Regions from separate parts of the Homo sapiens genome. Here region 2 is linked to region 1. A link is a contact called in ENCODE Hi-C or POLR2A ChIA-PET data. All regions are on one chromosome and are shown on one strand. The core of a region is the stretch at or near the end of the contact, and the rest is flanking DNA. Distances in the headings are between cores, read along the strand shown. Region 1 holds the start of SAV1 (salvador family WW domain containing protein 1). Region 2 holds the start of NEMF (nuclear export mediator factor).

Region 1 (7,112 bases), core at 2,078-4,577:
TGGGCGACAGAGCAAGACTTTGTCTCAAAAAAAAAAAAAAAAAAAAAACAAATGGTTCACTTTCTTCATTTTCAGATGAGACAACTAAGAACTCAGAATGCTATGAGGTTAGCCCAGGGTCATACCTTATAGGCTCCACTAAAATAAATTTTAATACTAAATTAATTTTTTAAAAAAGTTGTTAAAACATGAGAAGCTCCCTAATTGCCAGTTTTCTCCACTAAGAATGTAACTGTAAGGGGAAAAAAAAAATCTCTATTATGGAATGCAGTATTAGCATTATTGAAGGCAATGTCTGGAGAATTACAGCTCCGTAGAACTACAGCAAATCTGAATTCCTTAATAAAAATTCTCAGAAGTCAAGGAATTTCTAGAAAACAAACATGAATTCAAAGCTTTTAGATTTAAGGATTCAAATTCAAAGTTCACATATTTGTTGTGCATTGCTATAGCTAATGCTGCCTGCACATTGTTGATTCTGGAATGTACCCTCCTTGATAAAAAGGCAAATTAGTTGTCTTAAATAGAGCACCTAATTAAGGCTTTCTCTCTGCTATAATCCACAGAAATTAAATAGCATTGTAAAAGGGAGTACTCTCTAAGGAACACAGACGGCTTTCAAAACAACTGTTAGAAACAGTCTGGACTCACATTAGTGGGATTCTGAATGTTCCGTAGCAGTAAAGAGCCCCAAACGGAAATTGAGGCTGGCCTGGTGGCTCACGCCTACAATTGCAGCACTTTGGGAGGCCGAGGCGGGCAGATCACTTGAGGCCAGGAGTTCGGGACCAGCCTGGCCAACATGATGAAATCCAGTCTCTACTAAAAATACAAAAAATAGCCAGGTGTGGTGGCGGGCGCTTGTAATCCTAGCTAGTCAGGAGGCCAAGGTAGGAGGATCGCTTGAACCTGAGAGGCAGCAGTTGCAGTGAGCTGAGATAGTGCTACTGCACTCCTGCCTGAGGGATAGAGCAAGACTCTGCCTCAGGGGGGAAAAAAAGGGAATTGAAAACTCCAGTTCTGATGCTATTCTGTCATTAACCAGGAATGTAATCTGAGACAAAACACTTAATTTTTCTCGTTCCTTTTTGATGTTGATGAGGTGAGCCTAGGCAATCTCAGAATTCTTTTTCAACTATAAAATTCTAGGATTCTTTCCTCCGCACATGTGAAAGGTGTCCCCGTACTTCAGGCTCTGGGAAAACTCCAGGTGTGAAGAGTTGCCTTTATTAACAAGATGCTAATATCCTTTTGTCCTTCTCTGAGGTAAGCCTTAGGCAGAAACCTGGCACTTCTTTGGCTCCCCCTTCCTCCTTCAGCTCCCGCCTTCATACCCTGATGTGTAACAAAACCCCATTGTGCTCTCACTTAAGTTTCATCACTCTTTCTTCTCCCTGCACACTATCAACGCTTTAGGACTCGTCCTTATTTCTGAACCACAGGAACAAGTAACTGTTTTTCTAATGTTTCTCTCAGAGTACACTCTGCTTCTAGTGAGTTCCAATTCTGTTTATTAAGATTTTCATACCCATGGCAGTGATTGATACTCCCACACTCCATATTCAATGTCAGCAAATTTGGTTGGCTTTCTTTAAAATATGTCTAAAATATGTCCACTTACCTCTCCACCTATTATTGCCTGGGTCCAAGCCAGCAATAACTTCTGACTGATCTCCCTTTTGCCCTTAGCTCCATTGTCTACTCTCCACACAGCATCCAAAGCAGTCCTATGAAAACATTAACTCAGATCATGTCACTCCTCTGCTCAAAGTAACATTCCTTACAATGGCCTACAAAGCCCTAGGTGCCGTGGCTATTGTTACTCTCTAACTGCATTCCCCATTCGTCTCCCCGTCTTTTCCAGTACATAAACCCTCTTACTGTTCCTCCAATCTGCCAGGAACATGGCCACTTGCAGCGACTTTGCACTTGCTGTTCTTTCTGCCTGGAATATTGTTCCTCCAGTTAGCTGCATGGCCAATTTCCTCACTCTGTCACTTAACTCCAATGTCACCTCCTCATGAGCCTTCTCTGGTCCCTCTATTACCCTCTCAAAAATTGTGAGTCCTCTCTTATTTTCACTTCATCACTTATCACTATCTAACATAGTATGTTTTGCTTATTTTTTGTCATTTTTTTCTCTTTCCCATGACAGTAGGGATTTTTGTCTGTTTTGCTTATTGCTCTATCACAAACGACTAGCGCAGTGGGTAATGAGTATTTCCTGGTTAATGAATGAATTGTGGGAGATCTGCACCAAGGGAACATATGGAGACAGACACTAGATCAAATGTCTCCTTTGTTTGCTCATGGTAAAACATTTGACCATCTTCTTAATCTTACGTGGTAAAAAATTCCATGTCTTTTGTTAATTGTGATATATGTCTTAGATCTCTTGTGAGATGTTTTAGATCTCAGGGAAAGCATTCCTCATTATTAAAGCATTAATTTGGTCACTAGGGGATGAATCCAATCTTATTTTCCAAATGTTATCCTGTACATTTGGCAGTCTTGCTAAGTTATATAGAAGGAAGTAGAGTCTATTATTTTAGATAGAAAATTCCCGGTCCCGACTCGCAGTGGTCAAAGTCTTCAAAATTCTAAGATCATAACACATAACGTCAGGAGGAAATATGTGGCTATTAATCATACTAATGATAGTGATGATGCAATAAAATAATTGTAATATGCTAACACCAATTGTATCTTAAAAAGAGGTACTGGAAATTCCATCTTGCATTCTTCCGTTTTTTCCTGTTATAGAAAAACGCACTCCCTGATACTCAGTAGAGGATCAACTTATTTCTAGTTAATCAGCATGAACGTTTCCAGCAGAATAGATGCTTTGGTGTAGCACTTGCCTGGGAGTCATGGTTAGCATTCCGCATTTTTTAGAGAGCTGAATTCAGCAGCCTAGGAAACATTAGGAAGAACACCTTCAAACAGGGAACAACGTCTTGGGGGGAAAGAGAGTCACTGCCTCCGCTAGGGATCCCGAGGGGGTACAAAAGCAACAACAATAAAAACTCGTGGAGAGTAGGTTCCACGACATGCGCATGCGACGAACTCCCGCACTCAGCGGGGCAGGTTTCGTCCTTCATCTTCTCAGTCGGCAGGACCTGCTTCTCGCTGAGGATGAGTGAGGACAGCCGCAGCTCGGCGGGGACGGCCCGGTAGCCTAGAGCGCCGGCACCCGAGTCCCGCCGCCGGAGCCGCGCCTGGAGCCGCGGTGGGGGAGGGGCAGCGGCGGCCCGCGCTGCGTCGAGCTTCCCAGAATTCCCAGCGGCCGCGGGGAAAGTTTACGGGATGTAGGCGGCGGCGGCGGTAGTGGTAGCGGTTATTCGGCGGCCCGCGGCGGACCATGGCCCTGGCCCTGGCCCGGCGTCGCTGGGCTTTCCTCACGGCGTCCCCGAGCAGCGTCGCAGAGCGGGCCGACTTCCGGGAAGGAACTGACCAGCGACTGAGCGGCGGCCGGCGCGCTTAGCGCCCTGAACATGCGGCAGTCCCTGCGGGCGACCCCGGGCTCCGGACAGGCGGCGGCGGAGGCGGCGGCTCGGGAGGGAAGGAGGCGGCGGCGCCGGCGGAGGTGGCGGCGGAGACGGCCGGCGCCCGGCGCGGAGCCCTAGGGAGGCAGTTCAGCGCGGCCTCGGGCCTCGTCGAGAAGGATGCTGTCCCGAAAGAAAACCAAAAACGAAGTGTCCAAGCCGGCCGAGGTGCAGGGGAAGTACGTGAAGAAGGAGACGTCGCCTCTGCTTCGGAGTGAGTGTCAGGCGGGGCGTGCCCACACCTGGCCCAGGCGGCCAGGTGCTCCGGGGACCCTGGCGGGGGCGCCGGCGGGTCTCCAGGGCTTCTCCTTCGTCCTTGGTCGCGTGAAATACTGGTTTTGAGATTTTCTTGTGTCTGAAGTGGTATTCGTTGATTGAAAGCCCATAAGAGTAAGAAACTTGGGTTAGTCCCCCCCGCGCCTAACCCCCCCAAGAGCACCCCCTAAAAATAACAGACTTCCTCGCCCCACCAGGCAGAGTTGTTGGTTTTGATTACTGGAAGAGAGAGTAGGAAACATTTAAATTGCTTATCACCTAATGCTATAGGAGTAAAAGTAATTAGACAGGGACACTTTTTACTCTTTTAGATGCGTCGAGATGTGCGTCATGTTTGCAAACATTGCGGGTGTCTCTCGACTGTGCTGCAAGTTGTGCGAACTCTGGGGCAGAATTCCTTAGTCCTGCTGCCGGATGCAGACTTGAGAAGGTGAAAAGCATACCGTCGTTCTTGTAGCCGCCACCCAAAGCCTCATCACTCTTACACAGCAGAGCAGAGAGCCAAAAGCCTTTGTATTTGGCTATATTCGTGAGATTCCAAGAAGGCAACTCAAAATAATTTCTATCGTATTAGAGAACCCCCCCCTCGAAAAGTTTTTTTTTTTAATAGGGTAGATCCCACTCCCAATCCCCACCTCCGGTCCCCCGCTGCTTTTCTTCTTAATGTAAGTATTTGATTTTTGAGTTGAATCTCTTGAATTTTTAATTCTTGTGTGTTCAGGACATTTGTGAGGCATGGAGCTGGTATTTTGGTGCTCTTACTGCGCCCTGGGCCCTTTGCTTAAGTTTCCTTCTTGGAAGCTGGTAGTAACCTTGTGACTTAAGTATTACCTCATATTGTAATTGGGAAAGTTAGGTTTCTAGTATTTGCCCAAGATCACACAGATGGGAGAGCATGTTTTTCCATCATAACCACATTGTCAGCCTTCCAGATTTATGGTGGTACTTGCAATACTTTCAACAAAATATATGTCAGTTGAGTACATCAGTAACTCGAAACTTGATTTTTAAGTTGTTTTTTTTTTTTTTTAACAACTTGATTTTCAGTCACACATGCAGTTAGGTTTCTGGCTGTTTTTAAGTGATAGCTTGCTGTTTGCTGCAAATAAAGTTTATCAGACATTACTTGAAATCGTGAATTATGTTTGTCACACTTTTTATTATACTTTAAGTTCTGGGGTACATGTGTAGAACGTGCAGTTTTGTTAATGTTTGTCACAGTTAAGCAAATAACTTTTGATCTACTTTGTTTTGTTGTCGTTACATCAAGTGTTGAGCCTTATTTATTCAGATATTTGTTTCTGTCCAGTGTTAGTTTCTGAAGCTTATTAATATGAGTGTCTCCAATATTGTTTACTTGATGAATAATAAGAGGGTCTGCATATTCAGGTTTTTGTCTTGTTTTAAAGGTATTTGCTTTCTAACTGGGAATGTCTTAAGCTGTTTTCAAGTTTCGTGTTTAAAAGTACTGTATCCTAAAAGCTGTTGTTCTATTATCTACTATTTTGAATTATAATTACATAGTTTCAGGCTTGGTTTTTTGAGCCACTTCTACATTTGTGTGCTTCTTTGAAATGAGAGCTTTTTATTTTCAATTTTCATACATAAATTTTTGGCTTTCTAGCTTTTGATTACTGTGCTAGTGCTAGGTAATTCCAAGAGAAGAAAGAGCTACTAATTTTTTAATTTTTAAAGGAATCCACTTTTACATATTTGGGAGTAGCATTAAGTTCTATTTTTGAAATTGTGTTTGCTTCAAGAAGGATTTTTGGCAGTTTCTAAAATGAAGTGAGAACAACAAAATAAACTACTTAACTAGAAACTATCAATTTGTTATATTATTTCCTATTTTTATACATTAATTCATGAGCATTTCATTAATGTGTAGTTCATAGATAAGATTATTGATATTTTATCATATTATGTATGGTAGTATGCAGAATACATTTTATTCTAGCTGAGCTTTTACGCATAGTCCATTAATGCAAGTTATATAAATTCATTTGATTGGGAAAATATTAATCTTCCTCAATTTAAAATGCCCAAGTACCATCCTAAACCAAAATTTAAAATTGTGTTTTCTTAAGTTGACTGACATTTTGATTTTGGGGTGGTAGACATAAATGAACAAATTTCGAAAACTTTTGTTACTTAATGATGAAAGGGTAATTTTATCCTTTGTTTTATTGTAGATCTTATGCCTTCATTCATCCGGCATGGTCCAACAATTCCAAGACGAACTGATATCTGTCTTCCAGATTCAAGCCCTAATGCCTTTTCAACTTCTGGAGATGTAGTTTCAAGAAACCAGAGTTTCCTTAGAACTCCAATTCAAAGAACACCTCATGAAATAATGAGAAGAGAAAGCAACAGATTATCTGCACCTTCTTATCTTGCCAGAAGTCTAGCAGATGTCCCTAGAGAGTATGGTTCTTCTCAGTCATTTGTAACGGAAGTTAGTTTTGCTGTTGAAAATGGAGACTCTGGTTCCCGATATTATTATTCAGACAATTTTTTTGATGGTCAGAGAAAGCGGCCACTTGGAGATCGTGCACATGAAGACTACAGATATTATGAATACAACCATGATCTCTTCCAAAGAATGCCACAGAATCAGGGGAGGCATGCTTCAGGTAGCTTAACATTATAAATAATATAGTAGTTTATATTTATTGACATGTCAATTAAAAAGATGTTCTTTTCTAGATTTTCTTGGGACACGAACAAATACTACTAGCGAAATGTTTTTCCACTTTGCTCATCCTGCTTAAGCCTGTGTGCAAATAGTTGTTAATCTACACTGAATGGAAGAGTCCTTGTGACCATTTATTTTATTAACTCATGTTATGTAAACTTGGTATTTATCTCAAGGCTGTCTAGACTCTTAATGCTGTGACCCTTGAAAACCTAGAGAATTTAATGTCTCCAGTTGGGCTGAATTTAGGTTTAGGTTTGGTAGAATAATGGGAAGGGTAAGTCTTCAGAGACACTTGACGGAGTCCTCAGAGACACTTGACAAACTTGGGAAAGGAAAGAAGAGTAGGAACAACTGGGCATGCTCAGTGATACCCTGAGCAACCACATTACTTCGCTAGATCCTGCCCTTTTTCTCAACAAAAAGTAGTTCAAGAATTATTTCCTGAGTTGATCAAAAAGACTTATTGTCATATGGTTAATTATGTGTTGAGCATGTCTTTTTATTATTTTTGTAACAGACAAAAAAAATTACCATATAATTTAAGAAAAGAAGGTACTTTCCATATCTCCTGAGTTGGAGATACTTCTGAAAGG
Region 2 (7,028 bases), core at 3,318-5,817, 820 kb after region 1:
TCCTGCCTAAGCTTCCCCAGTAGCTGGCATTACAGGCATGTGCCACCACACCTGGCTAATTTTTGTATTTTTAGTAGAGATGGGGTTTCACCATGTTGCCCAGGGTGGTCTCGAACTCCTGATCTCAGGTGATCTGCGCCTGCCTCAGCCTCCCAAATTGCTGGGAGTACAGGTGTGAGCCACCGTGCCCAGCCTCTTTAATTTCATTTTAAAATTTATTTTGTTTTGTTTTGTTTGAGACAGGGTCTCACTCAGTCACCCAGGCTGGAGTGCAGTGGCACACTCACAGCTCACTGCAGCCTCAACCTCCTGGGCTCAGGTGGTCCTCTCACCTCAGCCTCCCTAGTAGCTGGGACTACAGGTGCATGCCACCACATCTGGCTAGTTTCTTATATTTTTTGTAGAGAATGGATTTCAACATGTTGCACAGGCTGGTTTTAAACTCCTGGGCTCAAGTGATCCACCTGCCTCAGTCTCCTAAAGGGCTGGGATTACAGGCGCAAGCCACTGTGCCTGGCTGTTTTGCTTTTTAAACTTTGTGAGCTGTGTCGTACATATGAAACTGTGCATAAGACATACACATAATGTAAGTTTAAGGAATTTATAAAGTGAGAAACTATATAATTGGCATCTAGAAATAGAACTTTGCCTGCATCCCAGAAACCCGCACCCAAGTACCTTTCCTCTTAGAAATAACCACTATTCTGACTTCGTGGCATTCTCTTGTTATTCTTAATGGTTTTTAGTGCCTGAATATATCTCTAAATAATATTTGAACGGTCTTTACTACCGGAAAGTTCTTCCTTATGTTAAGATTTAATCCATTGCCCTAAAATTTTTTCATTAGTACTTTCTTTAACCCTTGGGGTTATAAATAACAAATTTAGCATTATTTTTACCCAGAAGAACCACAACTATTTTTTGTATTACATGGTTTCAATTGAATTCCACTATTCTGTTTGTTCCATTTGTATGTCTTTCTGGGAAAATATGATTCCCCAGTACACAACAATGTATTCTATCTCTGATTTACTCTCTAAGCATAGGACTGAAAAATCCCATCTCTCATTCTAGATTCCAGACATCTATTGATGAGGCCAAACATAGTGATGGTTAATGCTAAGCTTATAAGAGACTAAAATATTTTATATAAGACAGTGCCTGGGGCTCAGTTTCGGGCTACTGAAAAAAGAAATGGGAATGGTTTCCTTATAAAAGGATGAGTTTGGTCCTCTTGTCTCTCTCATTCTCTCGTTGCTCTTCCACCATGGGATGTAACACCAAGAAAGCCCTTTCAAGATGCCAGTCCTTTGATCTTGGACTTCCTAGTCTCCAGGACTGTGAGGCATTAAATTTATGTTCTTTATAAATTACTTAGTTTGTGGTGTTCTGTTATAGTAGTGTAAAATGAATTATGGGAACAAATAAAATTTGCATATATTTGAGGTGTGTATATATATATAAATATGTTATATATTATATAAATATATTATACATATTATATAAATATTATATAAATATATTATACATATTATATAAATATATTATACATATATCTATATATATAAATATTATATATATATATATTTTTTGAGACAGGGTTTCCCTCTTGTTGCCCAGGCTAGAGTACAATGGCACAGTCTCGGCTCTTTGCAACCTCCACCTCCTGGGTTCAAGTGATTCTCCTGCCTTAGCCTCCCAAGTAGCTGGGATTACAGATGCCTGCCACCACGCCCGGCTAATTTTTGTATTTTTAGTAGAGACAGGGTTTCAGCATGTTGACCAGGCTGATCTTGAACTCCCAACCTCAGGTTATACACCCACCTTGGCCTCCCAAAGTGCTGGGATTACAGGCGTGAGCCACTGCAGCCGGCCAATTTTTTTTTTTTTTTTTTTTTTTTTTTTTTATTAGACAGGGTGTTACTCTGAAGCTCCTGCTGGAGTGTGGTGGCACAATTATGGCCACCATGCCTTGACCTCCTGGGCTGAAGGGATCCTCCTGCCTCAGCCTCCCATGTAGCTGGGACCATAGGTACATGCCATCACACCTGGCTAATTTTTTTATTTTTTTGTAGAGATTGGTGAGGGGGCCTCACTATGTTGTCCGGGCTGGTCTTCTGGGCTCAGGCCATCTGCCAGCCTTGGCCTCCCAAGGTGTTGGAATTATAGGTGTGAGCAACCCGGCCCAGCCATGTGATGTTTTGATGTATGTATACACTGTGAGATGATTACTACAATCAAGCCAATTAACACATCCATAACCTCACACTTTGTATGTGTGTATTTGATATCCACTTTCTTAGCAAATTTCTGTTTTTTATTTTAATTTAACTTTTATTTTAAGTTCATGGGGTATATGTGCAGGTTTGTTATATAGGTAAATTTGTGTCATGGGGTTTGTTTTACAGGTTATTTCATCACCCAGGTATTAAACCTAGTACCCATTAGTTATTTTTGCTGACCCTCTCCCTCCTCCCATTCTCCACCCTCTGATAAGCGCCAGTGTGTGCTGTTCCCCTCCATGGGTCCATGTGTTCTCATCATTCAGCTCCCATTTATAAGTGAGAACATACGGTATTTGGTTTTCTGTTCCCATGCAAATTTCAAGCATACAATACATTACTATGAACTATAATCAGCATGTTGTACATTAAGTCTCCATAACTTACTCTACTTACAACCGAAAGTTTGTGCATTTTGACCAGTATCTTCCCATTTCCCCTACATCCCAAGTCCTGGAAACCACATTTCTGCTGTCTGTTTCTATGAGAAACTTCTAGATTCCACGTATAAGTGAGATCATGCAGTATTTGTCTTTTTATGTCTGGCTTATTTCACTTAGCATAATGTCCTCCAGGTTCATCCATGTTGTTAAATCCATGCCAGTTGCAAACAGCAAGATTTATTTCTTTTTTGAAAGCTGAATAATATTCCACTGTATGTATGTATGTGTGTGTGTGTGTGTGTGTACATATATATTTGCACTCATTATCCGTTCATCCATTGATGAAAAGTAGATTATCCCTATATCTTGGCTATTGTGAATAATGCTGCAATGAACATGAACATATATCTTCAGGATAGTGATGTTGTTGCTAGATCACATGGTAATTCTATTCTTAATTTTGTGAGGAGCCTTTATACTGTTTTGCACAATGGCTCTACTAATTTACATTCCCATCAACAGCATACAAAAGTTCCCTGTTCTCCACCTTCTCCCCAATGCTTTCATATTTTGGGCCATTCTGTATGGTTTACTGTACCGTATGACAGTAATGCTGTGCAGTATGTGCTATAGCCATTTTTGCATCTACTGGTACCAGTTCTGAAATAGCAGCGGCGCCCTTTCTGTTTAGAGTCGCCTTCTGGTGGTAGGAATTCTGGTTGCTACCATGTGTAGCCTGCAAGCCTCTAGCAGCTCTTTTGCAGCGACGCCGAGCGCCGGGCGCGGTGGCGCGTGCCTGTAGTCCCAGCTACTCGGGAGGCTGAGGCTGGAGGATCCCTTGAGTTCAGGAGTTCTGGGCTGTAGTGCGCTATGCCGATCGGGTGTCCGCACTGAGTTCGGCATCAATATGGTGACCTCCCGGGAGCGGGGGACCACCAGGTTGCCTAAGGAGGGGTGAACCGGCCCAGGTCGGAAACGGAGCAGGTCAAAACTCCCGTGCTGATCAGTAGTGGGATTGCGCCTGTGAATAGCCACTGCACTCCAGCCTGGGCAACATAGTGAGACCCTGCCTCTTTTGAGTTCTCACCTTATAAAGTAGCCTTTCTTCCCATGCATCTATCCTAAGACAAAAGAAATGCAGAATTTACATTCTTACAGGACTATTTTCCTCACTACACTGTGAATCCCCCCTCCCACCCCACCCCCATTGGGAATCTTCTTGTTTTTATTTTTATCTTATTTCACCATTATCTAGCTAAACACTTGCACATTCATGCTGCCAAGTGTTTATGGAGCACCGATTGTACACCAGGTACTGCGGTGAGTCTCAGGGGTACCAAGACCGAGGTTCGATGAGAATCCTGTAATCAATTGCAGAATGCTCCTTCCGAGAGCAGGACCCATCAAAATAGGAACTCCGTTTTGAGAGTTCGCCTCGATCGTTGAGGATAATCTTAGAAGGACCGAAGCAGTTCCGTTTCGTTACATTTCAAAATCTTATGTCAAAGTAAGCGCGCAGAAAGGGGTCCTTGCTCTTCTACACTGAGCCCTACGGCCCCCCTGTGGGGAAATACTCCTGATAATCATCTCGAAAATTGTTTCGACCAGCAGGGGTCACTATGAAGGCTGACTTGAGCCCAAGACACAATGGGGCACGGTAACCAGACTGGTCCGTAAGGGTTCCAGGAAGGAATGCAGTTTCAAGAGAACAGTTTGAATCTTTATTCGAATTTGAATTTTGGTACAATGAAGAGAGTCAGCTGCAACTTGACAATCGAAATCTTCAGAAAAGCGACACAAATACGTTCGCCTCGAGGAATATTGGGTCTTCTGCGCGGCCGTAGAGCTCCGCCAAGTGCGCCTGCGCGGAGGAGAAGTGGCGTCGAGTCCGGCCGGGCAGTAGAGGAACTTGCGGTAGTGACCCTCGGGCCTCGCCATGAAGAGCCGCTTTAGCACCATTGACCTCCGCGCCGTACTCGCGGAGCTGAATGCTAGGTACAGTACCCTAAGTGACGAGGCTCGTGTGGGGAGTGCAGGAGGCAGAGGCCGGAGTCCCATGGCGCAAACAGACCAGCTTGATATGTTTCCTTATTTCCTAGTGCGTCTATGGACCTGCCTAGGCCTGAGTGGGCAGGCGTGTGGTGTCTTTCCCGTGACCCTTAGGATACCCCTGGGGGTCCCAGGCACCTCGTGCCCCATCCCCCGCGTCCTCCCAGCTCTCTGGCTTGCCCCGCTAGCGCGAAGCTCTTGCATTGTTGGCCTGGGTTGTCCGGGTTGGGCAGGAAACGTTTGTTAAAACACGAGACGCCAGAGTGGTCGTTTGCTTCAGAGGTTTCCAGACTGGGGGCTTGGTTTCTTGAACACCTCCCTCCCCTCACCCCAGAGAGAGAGAGAGCATCGCGGTTTTAGCTGGATTGAGCAGATTTGGACTGAGATCTGGATTCTAGTCTGGATTCTATTATTCAGCCCTGTGAGCTTTGTCATATTTTCGGGGCCCTCTTTTATCTTTTTTTTTTCTCCCTTGTAATAAATTAATTGGATTATATTTTACTGTATTTCTCCCCCAAAATTGGGTCATTTGGAAGACGCAAGCTATAGTGTGTTGTTCCTAGAGCTGATAGACCACTTCTGTTTTTAAATCGTTACTCTTAAGTTTTGAACTGAATCTCCAAATGGCTTTCAGACTCTGCTCCTCGGCTGACTCCATATCCTTAGAGACTGAGATCCGCTCTTTCGAAGCTTTTATTAAATTATGTGTAGTTTTATGTTTCAGACAATAGTGTAACATGTTACATGTTTCCTTTATCTTTGCAGCTTGCTAGGAATGAGAGTAAACAATGTTTATGATGTGGATAATAAGACATACCTTATTCGTCTTCAAAAGTAAGAACATTTTATAGGCTTATTTTCTCTTTGACAATTAAGTATGAGATTACTGATTTTTTTTAACCTACATTTTAAGCCTGTTTAGCAATTAGCTTTGGCATATACCCTAAAGAAAAATTCGACTTTTTTCTTCTACAGACCGGACTTTAAAGCTACACTTTTACTTGAATCTGGCATACGAATTCATACAACAGAATTTGAGTGGCCTAAGAATATGATGCCGTCTAGTTTTGCCATGAAGGTAAACTTGTTACGCTTGAAGCTAAATTTTAAGAGATTGCTCACTAACAATTAAGTTTTTAATTGGGGTTTCCTTCACTGTTACGAATAAAGTGCAGATAAAATGAAGGTAAAGGGAGTGGTTGACAGATAATGGGTTGAATAAAGTGAATATTTATTAATTGATTTCTCCCCATTACCTTTCACATCCTGTTCTGCTCCAGATCTTCTGTTTCCACAGTCACTATTAGAGTTCAAGCTTTTATCACATTCAGCCTTACAGTTCCTTAACTGTAATTCACTTCTCTGCATCAAAACAATTCTAAATTAGACCAACGTTAATTTTTTTGTTTTTGTTTGTTTGTTTTTTTGTTCGTTTTTGAGAAGGAGTCTCGCTCTGTCACCCAGGCTGGAGTGCAGTGGCACAGTCTTGGCTCACTGCAACCTCTGCCTCCCAGGTTCAAGTGATTCTCTTGCCTCAGCCTCCTCAGTAGCTGGGATTACAGGCGTGTGCCACCAGACCCGGCTAATTTCTCTATTTTTAGTAGAGATGGGGTTTCACCATGTTGGCCAGTCTGATCTCAAATGCGTGACCTCAGGTGATCCGCCAGCCTCAGCCTCCTGAAGTGCTGGGATTACAGGCATGAGCCACCGCGCCTGGCCCAACATTAATTTTTTTAAAGTATAATTTTCATTAGTTACCTCACCTTTTATGGTTTCCTGATTTCTAAATCCATATTCTATAGCCTAACATTCTTGGCTTTCTGTGTTCTTTCTCCTCCCTGCCCCACCTTTTTTTCCTAGTCTTATCTTCCAGAGCTCACTTTTGTGAGTCGTATTCCTCTGTACCCAGTCAGTATTTTTTTTTTTTTGGAATACTCACTGACATTAATATGTTACTAAGTCTTTTTATTTTTCTGTTTTGTTTTTACTATTAAAACAGATTTTTACATGGGTGGGCATGCTACCCATTCTTTTATTGATGTAACATATAGATTGAAAATTCATGTGGTACACGAGACTTTCGAGTCACATATACTTAACTTTGAATTAATAGCTTTGTCAGAAAGTAATTTTATAACCTGGAAAAGTTACTTAACCTCTTGGAATTTAGTTTCTTTAAATGTAAAATGTGGATAGTACCTCCTTCATGAAATTATTGGATTAATTGAAATGATATATAAAACACCTAAAACAGACCAGGTGCGGTGGCTCATGCCTGTAATTCCAACACTTTGGGAGGCTGAGGCAGGTGGAT

Evidence for each region. Hi-C counts contacts between places; a loop is a spot of excess contacts on that map. ChIA-PET counts read pairs that join two places held with the same protein, here RNA polymerase II (POLR2A). Pooled maps may share reads with other maps.
Region 2: a loop to region 1 is called in a map with no recorded cell type, with 6 times the contacts of the local background. The contact joins the promoter of NEMF here to the promoter of SAV1 in region 1. A Hi-C loop is called at or near these places in 2 of 37 single-sample maps with no recorded cell type and 16 of 50 pooled maps. POLR2A ChIA-PET finds 5 or more read pairs at or near these places in 3 of 52 experiments (H1, HEK293T and WTC11).

Annotation. Positions count from the first base shown.
Region 1 is chr14:50,664,521-50,671,632 of GRCh38, reverse strand. SAV1 (salvador family WW domain containing protein 1) reads left to right here and starts at 3,327. Exons shown (of 5, transcript NM_021818.4): 1 at 3,327-3,759; 2 at 6,014-6,454. The coding sequence starts at 3,666. RefSeq lists silencers at 3,090-3,659, 3,770-3,899 and an enhancer at 4,260-4,329.
Region 2 is chr14:49,850,327-49,857,354 of GRCh38, reverse strand. It overlaps NEMF (nuclear export mediator factor), which reads left to right and starts at 4,567. Exons shown (of 33, transcript NM_004713.6): 1 at 4,567-4,660; 2 at 5,480-5,548; 3 at 5,690-5,792. The coding sequence starts at 4,602. It also overlaps RN7SL3. RefSeq lists a silencer at 3,458-3,517 and an enhancer at 4,321-4,560.